Regions from separate parts of the Mus musculus genome. Here region 2 is linked to region 1. Evidence: chromatin loops called from intact Hi-C (ENCODE). Cell type or tissue: left cerebral cortex. All regions are shown on one strand. Each heading gives the region's core, and the rest is flanking DNA. Links, peaks and the distances in the headings are about the cores only.

What was found. Hi-C counts contacts between places; a loop is a spot of excess contacts. Peaks named below come from ENCODE experiments on the same cell type or tissue, not always from the same donor. Only the 100,000 strongest peaks of a DNase experiment are listed, where the experiment ranks them.
Region 2: a loop joins it to region 1, with 2.8 times the contacts of the local background. A loop is called at or near these places in 3 of 42 quality-filtered maps.

The regions. Positions count from the first base shown.
Region 1 is chr17:78,193,397-78,200,870 of GRCm38, reverse strand. It overlaps Gm32282 (predicted gene, 32282), which reads left to right and starts at 846. Exons shown (of 2, transcript NR_168063.1): 1 at 846-1,277; 2 at 1,520-1,621. It overlaps Crim1 (cysteine rich transmembrane BMP regulator 1 (chordin like)), which reads right to left and starts at 623. Exons shown (of 17, transcript NM_015800.3): 1 at 1-623. The coding sequence starts at 102. In left cerebral cortex, for the core only: CTCF peaks have their summits at 1,865 and 3,559 (motif pointing left); DNase peaks (open chromatin) are centred at 909, 1,160, 1,749 and 3,563; H3K4me3 peaks cover 800 bases; H3K27ac peaks cover 1,030 bases.
Region 2 is chr17:78,585,896-78,593,369 of GRCm38, reverse strand. Vit (vitrin) reads right to left here. Exons shown (of 14, transcript NM_028813.2): 7 at 6,527-6,712. Gm32573 (a long non-coding RNA gene) reads left to right here and starts at 5,107. Exons shown (of 4, transcript XR_001782251.2): 1 at 5,107-6,278. In left cerebral cortex, for the core only: a CTCF peak has its summit at 2,760 (motif pointing right); a DNase peak (open chromatin) is centred at 4,942.

The DNA of each region.
Region 1 (7,474 bases), core at 840-5,839:
CGCCCGGGTGCCTGAGCGCGCCAGCAGCAGCAGCAGCCCCAGCAGCGAGACCGAGAGGTGCCCGCAGCCGGCCAGCCCCCTGCCCCCCGCCACCAAGTACATCCTCCTGCGCCGCCGCCTCCTCCTCGCAGTCGGGCCGGGAGCGGGGCGGGCGCCCTCCCCTGCGCGGGGCACACGCGCCGCCGCCGCACCCGCAGCCCGCGGTCCTCGTGCCCCACTAGGGGCCCCCGGGGCGCTCCTCCCCTCGCGGGGCGAGGCCCCCGCCGCCCCTGCGGGCCGCGCCGACCCGGAGCCCACGAGCGTTGGCGCCAGCGGCAGCGGTGGCGGGTGGCTTCCCCTCCTCCTCCTTCTCCTCCCGGGCGGGAGGGGGAAAAGAGGAAAAAAAGTTTCCTCTCGGCAGCTCCGGTTCAACCCAAACTTCTGGCGGCGGCGGTGGCTGCGCACCGCTCCGAAGAAGGGCTGGTGGCTCCTTCTGGTCCTCCGCGCTGCTCCTGATTGCCGGGGAAAGACGACGGCAGCGCAGCCTCCGGGCCGGTCCCCGCCTCCCGAGCCGCCGAGTGGGCGCGGTGGCTCAGCAGAAGGTCCGTGGCGTCCGTTCCTTGTGCCCGGCTCGGCTCTCTCCCGCGCCGCTCCTCCGGGCGCTTGTTTATGGCTGGAGCCTCCGCCGCTCCGGCTGCGCCCTCCCCCATCCTACCTCATTCCCCCCCCCGCCCTCCCCGCGCCGCGCGCTGCTCATTGGCTGCCCCCCCACCCTCGGGCCGGCCGGCCCCCTCCCCTCCCCCTCGCCTCCCTCCGGGGCTGCCCCGGCCCTTCCTCCCTCCACGCCTCCTCCTCCTCCCCCTCTCCTTCCTCCGCAGCCCGGCACCGAGTCGGCCCTGCTGCCGATCATCCGGGCTCGGGGCCCGGCCCCGCGAGCGCGCTGCGGCCGGGGATCTGAGACAGTCGTAGCGACGCGAGCCCCCGCCGGCACCGGGCCACGAGGGCTAGCTTTGGAGCACCGGGGGCGGGACGGCTGCACCTCCGGGTGGTAGTTTTGAGTTCAGAGAGTGGCGGGGATCCTAGCCGGAGCTGTTGCTGCAGCCTAGGCTGGGCACTGGCCGGATCGAACCCCAGGAAAGGGAAGCGAACGCGTGGAATTTCCGCAAACTGGACGAGAATCCATCTTCCACTCGAGCTGGGAATAGACTTTGTAAAAGATATTATGTAATGGAGTCTTGGAAACCTGGAGACATCTCCAGGGAAACTGCTGGTGGGGTTGAATGCTTTAAATGGTCTAGGTAAATATTCTGAGCTGGGACAATGTTGGGGAGGGCTGCAGCTTGAATTTTAATGATCCACCTTCTGTATGTCTGTGTGGAGGTGCTGTATCATGGGAGGGGTGACTGGAAAGTAACAGAGCTTAATCCTCTCTGGAGTAAGGCTCAACACTAGATTACAAGTCTTGACATGACGCTAGGCTGGAAGAGCCTAGGCATCCTTACATGCCACCTGACTGTGCCGTTTTGTTTTGTTTTTTCAGGCTCGCGAGCTAAAGAGGCGTGTTTCCCTTTTCTTCCTCCCATTTTTCTTTCCTAAAAGATTTATCACGAATGTATTAATAAAGAAGATGGGTGGTAATATATTCTTTGTGGCGAGACATGAAACAACTGGAGAGGAGCTGTGCACATGTGGAGGATTTCTCCTCAATGATTTCAGAGATTCTCCCAGTGATAGCTCTGATCCCTCATCAGGAGAGAACCAGTGGCCCCGTCGATGTTTTCTCCGTGCCCCCTTACAGGAGTATAAATAAAACAGCCCAAGGAGGGAGGGGGGAGTGATTTGAATCATTATGTAAAACCCGCCTGGTGTTGGAGCAGGTGTGAAGTGGGCTTGGCTGCCTGTGCATGGTCTTGCTGCAGATAGGTGGCAGCTAGTTAGATCAGGAGCATCATGACTAATGAGCCAAAAGTTAATGGCACCAGTACAAGGAGAAAGGACACAAAGATGCCTTTGGAATTTTGTTTGTGGGACAGATTCATATTTCTGCAGAATATTATGGTTTATCTGTGGTAGTCATCATCATCAACAACAACAACAAAAAAGCCAAAGCCACCAGTGTAATATTCCCCTCTCCATCCCATTAGAAAACTATATACATTTATACTGAAGAGAGGAAATGTCTCGTTAATTATACTGATTGTTGGGGAAGGAGGGCTTAGGGAACCGTCAATATTGGAAAGGGGAGAACACCCCATTTTCTTGGGGCTTATAAGCTGCTGTTGAGGTGACGATTCTCCAGGCATTTGTGACACATTTTACATGGCCCTCTCTAAAAGGTCCTCGTACCCTGAAGCCCTATAAAAGTAAAGGGTGAAGTCATTTACAACTTGCTAGGTTTTCTTTTAGCAAAACCAAATATTGAAACACATAATAAATGTTCGTGTCTTGTTGCCCAACGAGGCACTAGTACTTCATAGTGGGATTTGCCAACAAACTGTCATCACTGGACCTTGTTAAAACATCCCTTCCAACCCCTGCAGAGGTTATCTGAACTTCTGTTCGAATGCAAGAATAAAGACTTTATTAAAAACATAAGCAGATAATGTTGTTAGACTCGGGAAAAGTCAAGGTCAGGAGAGAGAGAAGAGGCAGAAGTGCAAAGACAACACAGCTTGAGAGAGTGACCTCACCCTGTCTAAAGCACCATTCTTTGTGCTTTTTCCTTTTAGGGCAATACATTAAGAATTGGGAAATACCACAGATCTGGGAATAGACAAGCAACAAGATGGAGGCCTCTACCCATCCTTCTTGAGACTTTATAGTTAGAAAAACTTAGATAAATAAGTACAAGGTAAGAAAAATTAACAGGCTTAGAAAATACTAGCTCAAGAGAATGTAGACTCTATGTTTGCCATAGAGTTAAGTCATAGAAGAAAATAGGAATCTTGAGTACAGTAATTAGTGGCAAGGCTCTACCCGATTCTCCGAGACCCGTACGTGACCCGTACGTGAGCTAGGAGCTCAGTTAAAACATTTCTTTTCAGGAATCCAGCAAGATGTGAGGTGCCCACGAGCTGAGGCAATGCTAATCCATAAGGGATCCTGCTGTCTTTAAGGAAGGGGGTAGTTCAGCTTAGCATGATAGCTATTGGGTGCTGAGTGATAGAATAGGCTGGGAAAGGTTACATGGGCCCTAAAAGACACTTGAAAATGTAAGAATCAGAGCTTACATGAATGTGGTCTAATGTCTCTTTCTCTGAGCATATTCCCTTATTCTACAATAGTTCAAGTGCCTTTGGTTGTAGTGTTGATCTCCTTATAACACAACTATTAAGCAGCTCCAACCTCACTCAGTCAGCCCATTGGAGGGAGGCATGCTTAGGACAGGCATGAGTGGAAAAGGAGAGTTACATGCGAAAGGACACTTGGATATTTTCTCTGACCCATCGGGAGTCTTAGTAAACATCTCTAAACAAAGCAGATGACAGGCGTGTGGCTCAGTAACCTGAAGAAGTGGAGGGAGGACAGCAAAAGGAGGGAGACTTTCTGAAGGCCATCTGGAGGGAAGAGACAGTCCGCCCTCTATTGGCCACTGGGCAGGTTGGATCAGAGCGGGGATTCACTGTGAAAAGCAAAGTGCCAACTGGGGCCCAGCAACAGCAAGTGGGACAGGGAGTGCAGTAGACAGAAAGAATATGGGAGACTCGGAGCCTGATGCAGTGTCTCCCAAGCTTTCCTACTGGAGTCACATTCTCTGGGATGGTCACGCTGTTTATGTGTCCCTGAAGTGAAAAACAAAACAAAACAAAACAAAACAAAACAAGACAAGACAAAACAAAAACGAAGACATTATCTTTTGAGTAAGATGTATTATTAGAGTAGAGCGATACAAGGGACAAAAAAATCTTTTGTCTTATAAAAAAAAATGTTGCATCCATATCACAGGAAGCCATGACGACAACAACAGGAACGAATCCTTTTATCTGAGTCCTCCCGTCTCCCTAAGCCCTAGCAAGCTTTACTGTATAAGGATGCTCACCAAGTCTAGGATCAGATAATTTCAGAGGTAGAGATAAAGTCCTAGATTGAAGGCTCACTCACCTACTTTTCCACTCTAGATCTGATGTCTGGGCCATGCTGTCACCGTCCAGTACATCACGTTTAAGGGAGTCCTTGTCTTATCTGCTTTGCCAGTGAATAACAGCTGCTTCCGAGGCACTAACTGGGTAGCAAGACCTGTGCACCGAACACGACCTCTTTTGAAGGTTCTGCCAGAGCCTTGCTCTTTCTTTGTACCAGTTTAAACAGTTGCGTGTGCACTACAAAGCCGTTCTCTCCTCTGTAGAGTGGAGACAAGAACACCAACTTCCCAGAGAATACTATCAGGAAGTGCACATTCTCCTATGTTGCTTTTATTGGGAGAAGCTCACTGAATGCATTTCCAACTATTCAGCCTGAGATGGTGACTCATCCAGCCATGGCTCCAGGGACTGGAAATGTGGCCACAGGGGTGGAAAGGGAATAAAGCAGACAGACAGACACACACGAAAGCTGGGACCAGGCAGACTGCGCTCTCTGATGGAGTAGCTGCAGCTCCTTGGAAGCTTGGGCCGTAAATATGAGGGCTGCTTTGACATCCCTCTGAGCTTCATCTGGGTCTGAGGCCTTGGTCTTTGACATGGCTATGATCCATGTCAACAACACAACAGTCACTCAGGTCTTAACTCTCTCCCAACACGTGGGCATCCTACCTGTCTAATTTTTGTCACATGTAACCATAGGACACTTGTCTGCCTTTTGTTTGCTCCTTTGGCTTTTCTTGGGATGGCCTCTTAGATCTGCTTTGGCAGTCAGCATTAGTGTTGGGTTTCAGGTTTTTGTGACAGTTTCTCATCTTGAATGTATTTAAATGTCAGTAACTAATGATCATGGGAAAAGGAAGAGCTAACACTTTTTATTTTATGTGCATGGGTGCTTTTGCCTCCACGTGTGTCTGTCCATCTTTTGCGTGCTTGAATCCTCTAGAAGAGCAGCCATTGTCCTTAACCACAGAGCCACATCTCCAGCTCCATAGCTAACATTTCTAAAGCCAGTATGTTCAGCACTTCGTAGAGGTTGATTTCATTCGACCACACAATCCTCTAGCAGTCTAAAGCTGGGCCTCACATTCCTCTGGGGGAATGGCTTAAATTGTCTTCATCTTATAAGTGAGAAGTTTTCGTCTTGGAAGGCTGTGTTTATGGATATCAGGTTTGGGCTGCATACCTGTTTTGCCTGAAAAGCCTGTCTCTTTAACTGTTTCCTGAGGTTAATAGGGCATGACAAATGGCTTTCCCAGAAGTGGAGAACCAGAATAGACAGTTCCAAATATGACACCTGTCCAAGAGAGACAGGGATTGTCACACGGAATAAAGAACTTCAGGAAGAATCCGAGGGTCTCCTCCCTTGTCTATGCTCTTTCTTTCCCCAGAAGGCCCCCTCTGTCTTCCTATTGGTGCCACAGATTTAAAGATGCCACCTTCAGATGGCTCCATCTGCTGATTGACAGGCAAAGGTTTTGTTTTCTGTGTTCTGTGTTCTGTGTAAGTTCCAGGACAGGAACAGCACATGATGTTACACAGAGAGCATCCCTGTGTGTGTGTGTGTGTGTGTGTGTAACAAACAAACAAAAAAGAGTAACTTGGAGCTCACCAACCCATCTTGTTCAGGTCTTTCTAGGATGGTGGGCTATAGATAAACACCTCCCATCCTAGGCAGGAAAAGAGGAGAGAAAAAGACAAGGGGAGAAACACAGAACAATAAGAGAGGAGAAAGAGGGGGAGGCAGGAGAGTAGAAAAGATGAGGAACAGAAGCGGAAGGAAGAAAGTAAGAAAAAGAAACACCATTGGCTTATAATAATGGGCCGTATTTTTATACATCTGTGAAGGCTTCTTTGTCTATATATGTGAAGTATCAAATAAGATATACACTCTAGTTCATAATTGCTTCATTGCTCATACTGGTCTTTAGAACCCATAACTCCATCTTCTTCCCGCTGAGGAGAGTGTGTGGGTTGCCTGTTTCACTGACGGTGTCTCAACACACCTTTAGGCTTTTGCTTGTTTGGCACACATTTTCACTGTCACAAATAAAGGTACGGTCACCATGACATTATCAAATATTTGTCTGATTACTCTCCTTGGTAAACTCCTAAAGTGGAATTATCTGTGGGTCAAAATTGATCCCATTTTGACATGCACTGGCATATGGCTTTCCAGAAAAATTTCATCCACACACATTCCCTCAATCTGTGAAGATTTACACCTTCTCAGTGTGAGGCCTATGCATTTAAGACTTCTCTCTGCTTATAGAGAAGCAAAGAATCTTATAGAATTCTCACCCCTTTTTAACTTTAAAATTCTTTTCACATCCATCATTACATTAAATTTTGTTTTTTTTCAATATCATGAGATTTCATCCATATCTCACCAAATAGTTCAATTTTTATCAATTACTAACTCATATAATGTGACCAATTGCACATTACATAGTTTCTTAAGAGGAAGTAGTGTGTAGTCAATTAACATTTCCTCTTAAGGAGTGCTTTTGAAAACTAGACTGATTCAAGTAAATAAATTATTGAGATCCCTCTAGTTAAGATAATATAGGCTCATAGCCATTCTCCTTGATAGCTACAAGAAGCAAGTGTACAAGCCAGGCTAGATGGCACACGCCTGTAATCCCAGCACTTGGAAGCCTGCAGCAGGAAGGTCATGAGCTTAAGGCTAGTTTGGGCTAGGTATCAAGAATGGGTATGGAGAAAGAAGGACAGAAAGAGAGACGGGGAAGGGGGAGGGGGAGAGGAGAAAGGGCAGAGTAACCGATGGAGAATAGAGGTCTCAGTTACATTCCATTGTGAGGAAGAGAAATTCTACATCCTGCACTGCAACACAGCTCTCTGTATTCTGCACCCATCCTAATTTCTAATGCAGTTTCAATACCCTGAAAGTTCATACATCTAAATGGCAGCCATTCAGCAGCTCTGTGTATTGCTCTTAAGAAATACAGTCGGAACGTAAGAATGGTCCCATTTACTCAACGGTCTCCCAGAGTTTGTTTGGGAATTGCCGTATGGAGTCTCGGGGGAGACAATCTTCATTGTTCATCGAACGTACTTATGATGTTATACTGAAGCAGATAACTGTCTTCATTTACCAGACGTGGTTCTAACTTTTTTTTTACTCTTTAGTTATTTGCATTCCAAATGTTGCCCCACTTCCCAGTCTCCCCTCCAAGACTTCTTCACCCCACCCCCGCCCCCTTTGTGTCTGGGACGATGCTTCCACATCCACTTCTCCCACCCCTTCACCTACCCACCCACCATCACCTAACTGCTATCCCCCACATCCCCCATCCCTGGGACATCAACTCTCTACAGAATGACAAACATCCTCTCCCACTAAGGCCAGACAAGGTAGTCTTCTGCTACATATGTGTTGAGGGTCATGGACCAGC
Region 2 (7,474 bases), core at 798-5,797, 390 kb before region 1:
AACCAAGTGGGGAGGGTTCTGGGTTGTCGCAAACATTCGGGGCAGCATGGAGAAGGACAGCCGAGGCCTCACCTGGACCGGCAACAGGACTGTGTGGGATGCTCGTGTAGGTGGCGGGGGACCACAGACCTGGAAGCACAGTTGGACTGCTCAGAGCATGAATGTGAATCTAGCTAGTTCTCATTCTTTCCATGAGCCAACATAGCAAGTCTAGACTAAGGTCAGAACCAAGGCAAAACCTTTGCGAAGTTTGGACCTGCCCTGGAGGAGGCATTGGAATGGAAAATAAATAAATAAACAGACAGATGGATAGATAGAATGAAAAAAATCATCAATCAATTATCCAACCAATCAATCAATCAATCCAACCAATATGACTGAATTTAGAGAAGTGGCTAGGTAGTCCAGGCACTAAGCATCCTTGTATTTTATGGCTGGCAAAGTAAGTCCCTTATTCATAAGGGCCATATTTCTTAAATTTCCTTGTTCTCAAAAATAATTCCCCCTCAGCGGTGCCGCTTGTGGAGAGGTTAAAGCACTTCTTCTCAACAGAAATGTCGCTTAAATTTGCCTAAAATGCAGAAACACGGAGTTGATACAAATCCTTAGCTTTCAGTCGTTTTTTCCGAAGCGTCCACTGGGTTAGCCTTGACTACTCTGGGAGAGAGTCAACTGCATTTCATTGCTTCCTGGGCGGCTTCTCTGAAGGAAGGCTTTACAAGAAGAGAGCTAGAGGAGCTTGCATAGGGAAACACAGCGCCCCCTGGAGGAAGAAGTCGACCGAGGGAAAGAAAGACAAGCACGCTTCATAGTGGGGAAGAAGGGAAAGTTGGTGAGAAGATTCTAATTTCTTTCAGGGCTAGCCGTGATGGATTTTTTTTTCTTCTCCTTTGGCTTTGCTTCAGTCATGTGACATGAACGCAAAGCAGCTTTATTATCTGTACCCGTCATAAAAAAGAACACAGGCTCACTGTAAAGAAGTTATCTCCATATACAATGCACGGCCAGCAGCCATACTTGGTTGTCTATCCAGCAGTTGCTGGCTTCTGATTTTAGTATGTTAGCAATACAACCCTTGCTCTGTGGACATGTTCTCACGGTGCAGGACCGGGCTAGAAGCCCATGTTGTACCTCACTTCTTTGGCCAAGAAACGTACCACGGGCCAGTCTCACACCAGCCAGTGCCCGTTCATACCTGCTGGACCGTTGAAAGGCAGTCTGTGTTCTGGTCAAGCAAGGCTTACTCGGGAGACCCAGTAGAAAAATCTACAAGGGACCGAACCGTAAGCTATGCTCACAGACACAAGCGCCTGACACTACATCAACTCCTCAACTCCACAATCCTGGCACTATAGACAATGTCCCAAGCTCCTGCTATTCTGGCTACAGCCAGGTAAGCTCCTCCCCACAGTTACTTGGCAACAGCAAGGTAACCAGCCAACCCAAGCCCCACCAAACGAGCCACCTGAGCTAGCCAGACTCGACTGCGTGAGAACGACCCAGTGCCTTTTCTCCTGCCCCTTCTCCTTTCGAGCCCCGGGGCAGACTGAGCCGACCCTGGGCCCCCACCCGTTCTCAGCTCTTTCGAGGTGTCCCGCTTTGATGCCCAAGAGCTAGAACCTGTTGTCTCTGGACTCCATGAGGCCCAGGGACCCCAGACTGCTCCCTCTCTGCCCCCGCGGACTGAGGTTCTGTGGCTTCCCACAGCCAGACGCCTACCGGGAAGGCGTGGAGAGTGCACGGCAGTCCCCCAAGTCCACCCTCCCAGAGCCCCAGGGCTCTGGTGGAATGTGGGTCATCTCTCCCACCCCTTTATTTCCCCATGCTCACGCGCGGCACCCCACACATACCAGCTTTTTAAAGGTTAGCATTGGCAGTCATGGGTTTAGTTATGGTGTTTTATATGCATGTAGCCTCAGATAATCCCCGTATCCTGATGTCACACACATCCCATTACCCTTTCACCTTCTTGGTTCTGTTGTCTGCCTACCTTTCTCCTTTCAGACTTTTCTCTCTGCTCGTCCCACACCCACCAATCTAGACATAAGGGAGAGCACGCAGAGTATTTCTCTTTTGGGCTCTGCCTTATTTTTCTGAAAAATGTTGATCCCTACCGTCCCCTCCGTTTTTCTTGAAAATGCCGCAGCTGCATTTTTCTTTATGGCTGAAAAGCCTTTTGCCGAATATATGTAGCTCATTTTCTTCTGCACACCACTCAGCAGCTGTATTGTAACTTTACCTGTATTTCTAGTGATGAGCGAGTAAATCTTCATTTCCCTTCCCGAGAACACATTCCATGCCTCTTCTTCACCCTTGGATAATACTTACCCTAGACTTCTCTGTCTTGGAAGTGTGAATTCTGTCATTTCTCCACACTCATGCTCAAACTGTAAATCTCTGTATGACAGCTTTCTGTTTCGATGGCATGTATTGGACTCCTCATACAGTTTCATATATTTTTAAGAATATATTTATTGGCCATTTGTAGTTCTAGTGTAGCTTGCCTGGTCATAGTCTTCTCCATCTTTTTTTTTTTTTTTCTTTAGGAATGCTTGTCTTTTAAAACATTGGGTTTTAAGAAAAACTTTCTCCAGACACCTTACGGAAGGGAAACTTCCCCAGTTGGCAAACCTATCAGCGAGGAGTTCACTGGTAGACACTGGTCTCCCCTGCCCCTGTCCTTCTCCTTCTCCTCTTCCTTGCCCAGGTAGGTCTGGAGGGCAAATGAACAGCCCTGCCATTTCTATGCCTTGCCACTAGGTAGCGCTCTTTGCCCCTATGGTCTGTTTTTTGTTTGTTGGTTTTTGTTTTTTTGTTTTTTTCGAGACAGGGTTTCTCTGTATAGCCCTGGCTGTCCTGGAACTCACTTTGTAGACCAGGCTGGCCTCAAACTCAGAAATCCACCTGCCTCTGCCTCCCGAGTGCTGGGATTAAAGGCGTGAGCCACCACGCCCGGCTAGACATCTTTTCTAACTAGGTGGCGAATCTGGCTCTCTGAGTGACTCTCTCTGGTGCTGGACGCTCCAGGGGTCACTGGAACCATCTCAGCCTCTCCCATGAAGACAGCCTTATTCCTGTCCTGTGAGCTGTCTCTGTCCCTTTGGCTCTTGGCTTAGTACTCCTACCCTTGGCGTGTACATTCATGGGTCAGTGAAAGGACCATAGTGTCCAACCTCCTCTTCCTGGGAGTCCTCCTACACCTGAGCTTTCTTTCACATGAGAGAGCCCCTGTCTCTCCTAAATATTTACTTTTTTTTCCTGTTAACTGCCTGCTAAGGCAAAGGTTAGCTACCTGTGGGTCGTGACCCCTAGATATTGTATATCCGATGTCCCACATATCATATATCTGTATTATTCATAACACTAACACAGTTATCGCTATGAAGTGGCAATAAAAATACTTTTCTGATTGGGGGGGTCACCATAACATGAGGGACTGCATCAAGCTTCGCAGCATTAGGAAGGTTGAGAACCACTTGGAGTCTAAGGTACGATGTTCTGTCTGAGCATCGACTTCAGCGTAGAACAAAGAGGACTCTCAGGCCTCATGCACACACAGTCCCCATGCCAGCTACCCACGTGGCAGGTGTCCTGAGCTGAAGGGATCAGCTATGGGCCTTAGTGTGTTGAGGTGGGGTATTCACTGATATAACCCAAGATCCTAGAATGTTTTCTGATGCCTAATAGACATACAAAATGTTTCTTAAATGAATTAGGCTTTGCCTGAATTTCCCAGTTACATCTGCTTGGAGAATCTTTCTGTTTCAGTCACACATATAACAGGGAAAAATATGGTAATGACTGACTTCTCAGTCGATACTCTAAGGAATGCTTTCTAATTCCTTGGCAAACTATCTCAGCTTTTTAGAATTTCAAAGATAGTTATGTATCTACTAAATATTATCTCATGTAGTTGGGTTAAAGAGTCACAGCAACTCATATCCCTAGTCCATTTTATCACATGGTCTCTCATTAAGTATGTATTATATTTTATAAAAGGACAGAAGACCACTTACATCATCATTAGTGATCAAGCTTATAGATCATCTTCCTGGAGGTACCACACATGGTAGAGGCAGGGGGTAGGTTTCATCCATTTGATGATGGAACAGGATGTGGGGCCCACAAAGTTCACATTGAAAACTGCAGACTCAGTACAAAGTAAAATTCTCATGTTTACATAAGTTTTTTTTTAAGAGAGTCATTCATAAAAGCAGATAGATGTTTATCTAGGACAGCAGGTCTCAACCTTCCTAATGCTGTGACCCTTTAAGACAGTTCCTCATGTTGGGGTGACCTCGGGCCATGACGTTATTCTTATTGCTACTGTAGAGCAGTACTTTTGCTACTGGTATGAAATTATATTGTTATTGTAATGTAATATCTCTATTTGCTGATGGTCTTAGGCAACACCTGTGAAAGGGTCATTGGACCACAACCCACATGTTAAGAACAGCGGATATAAGGCCAAGAGGGTGGTGGCTCAGGTTTGTAGGATCGAGGTTCCTTTGGGAATGATGAAACTTCTAGAATTTGATTGTAGCGATAGCCGTGTAGCCGTATGGACACCACCCCCTGCACAAGAAATTTATTGTATGGGATGTGAAAAGCGTCTCAATGCACCTATTCCTCTAAATGGACAAACGCGTTTGGACATCTGCATCTACTTCTCTTCTTGGCTGCAGAATGCCTTTGAGCGGACAATGCCACGCTTGAGAAGTCCTCCATCCCTGCCTACTTGGGCTCCCGTCTTAACAGCTGCGGTGCCTGCTGCACAGAGACCTCTCCCTCTCCAAGGACTTGCTCAGCACTGTGTGGGTTGCAGAGAAGCAGGCGCTGTGTGACCATGAACAGAGAACACTGGCAGGCTGGGAGGCTGCTGTCCAAAGCCCCTGTCCCGAAGCCAGGAGAAACAGAGCCCTGCCAGCTTGGGAGTCACTACCTCAGGTTTTTTTGAGGGGTTTCCAGCCAAATTGGCATCAAGACTTCCAAGCTGCCAGTGTAGCCAAGAAAACAAGCCACGCACTCACTGTGCCGTTACATAAGATGCCCTCTGGGAGGGACAACTACCGATTCAGATACTAGAATGTGTTTGAAAGAGTGGAGGACTCGAAAGCCAAGCACTTGGGATGGAATAGAGAAAAAGCTCTGGTTTTAGGGACTCCTGTGAGCCCTGCTTACCCAGCACCCCAGAATACTTCTCTTTTCTTGCCAGGTATCAATAACTTGTGTTACTATTAAGTGTAATAGAAATAACAAGAATAGGATGGAGTGGGGAGCATGTCTGAAGTGTTTCAAAACTTTACAAATTATTTTTATGAGTCTCTGCCTTGGGATCTTTAAGCCACAACTTTCAGGCATCGTTGGCAAGACTACGATAAAGTGTGTGTGCTACACCTGGCCTAGGGACTACACATGTGGTGTGTATCCTGACAGTGACTATTAATACTAAATTAAATCATTAAATCAAACCAGGGACGCCCAGCAGCCTCCAATCTTGCCACTTTGTCCTGGTCAACGTGTGGTCCTCCACGGCTCCGGCTGTACTGATGTGTTTGCTGATGGCAGGGATTCCAGGCGTTGGAGTTTGGATTCCTGCTCTGCTTGCTTGCCCGTGTGACCTTGGCCTCTCTTTCCCTTATCCCCCTTCATCCTCAGGTTAGTCACCGTAACAATGGATTTGTTTCCAGTTAGAAGTCATATAGATCGGCTCCACGGAGTTGTTGTGACCCAGTAAGCTAATATGTGTGGGTTACTCAGAAAAAAAAAATGCCCAGTGTGTTGACAGTGGGACTTCTTCTGTGGAAAAACCAAAGGACGGGTAGACAGATGCCGAGGCTCTGCCAGGGAAGGGAAGGGTCAGGCTGCATAGCAGTGATGACTGAAAACTGGGTCAGGCTGAAAAAAAGTCAGTCCTGGGAATTTCCTCCCAGAAGGAAAAAAAAAACGTGTCAGCAGACAAGAACGACTCAGAGAAACCTGAGATAATGGCGAGCCCATTGCACAACTTCCCATCCCTCTCCCCTCCCCCACCAGGAAACTGTTTGAACTGACACAGGTGCCGTTTATCTCTGGGTAGTGAAGACAGAAGCCTGTGCATGTGACAAGCAGATACGAGCACTATCTGACCTCCTAAAGGGAGTCTTTAGGCTTTATTCTTAACATCTAAAGACTTCTGGGTATGGGCTATTTATTACTTAAGGAAACAAAGTCCAGAGCACGACAACGGTCAGAGCGAAGCCTACTGTCTTTCACGCGAGCTTCCGGAGGGAGGAAAGGTAATGTTTGTACCTGACAAACAGGTATGCTACCCTACCTTCTCGAGTATGACAATGGTAATTGTGTTTTGAACCTGGAAGATAGAACCTGCTGCCTCCCACCTGGTGAAAGTCTCACACACCCCTGAGTCACTAGTCAAAAGGGTGAGAGCTGGAGACTACATACCCAGACCCCCCAACAGCTGTTCCTCTAAGGTTACACCATTCTGCTCGTGTGGTACACAGCGATACATGGCCCATCTACTCACCCATCTCCTGACTCCTGTGGCCCACAGGTTGGGGTCTGGGGCTGTTGGTGACAGATGCTGCAAATGGCTTTGAGGTGGATCTGTGGGTGACCTCAGCTACAGGGGTAGCTTGAGCCTGTGTCAGGGTGACAGGCTGTATGGTTGTCCCTGGAATAGATGGCTTCTCATAGGCTTTTGTGGTCTCACCTGTGAGAAAGCAGAGTTGCATTGGTGCCCACAAAACAGTCACTGACCACCACTGTCTTTTAGCAGAGACTGGTGCTATTGCTGTAGAGTGCAGAATCTGTATAGACAGCCCGTACAGTTTCAGAGCGATAAGCCAATCAACAAAGATTAAACAACACATTTAGGTTGCAGTTCGAAACCATAGCAACATAGAAAAGGCCGAACCCTGATTCGTTGCCACGTTACTTTGCCAGGCCCCACGAGCAGTGGTTTGTTTTCATTTCTAACAACAATTTCTAACAACTGTTTCCGTTTCTTCCCTTTCTATAGCCTTGCTATCTCAGTTGCAATTGGTCTATGGATGCACGGTCCTTCCAGCACCCCTACCATGGCTCACCCTTACAGAATACATGCTGGTTTAAGTTGGTTCCTGAGCGGTCAAGCTGACTTTTGGCCTCAGATGTCTTGCCAATAATTGGGATGATGGGACTAACTCAATGGCAAGGACCATCTAGGCTCTCCTAAATTACGAAGGTTTAGCTTGTGTCCCGCCGTTATCCTTTTATAGCCTCTCATGTGTGTATACTGACTTTGGGACATTTCACTTCCTGTCACTCACTCTCATCATCTCCCTGCCCTGGAGCCCTTTCCCCCAACAAGTCCCCCCCCCCCCCACTTTGATATCCTATAATTGTGCCATTGAGTTTGGTTTTGACTTCTTGCATGAGTATGAGTGGGAGGCTATTTTAAGATTTATTTTAATTCTTAATTACGTATATGTGT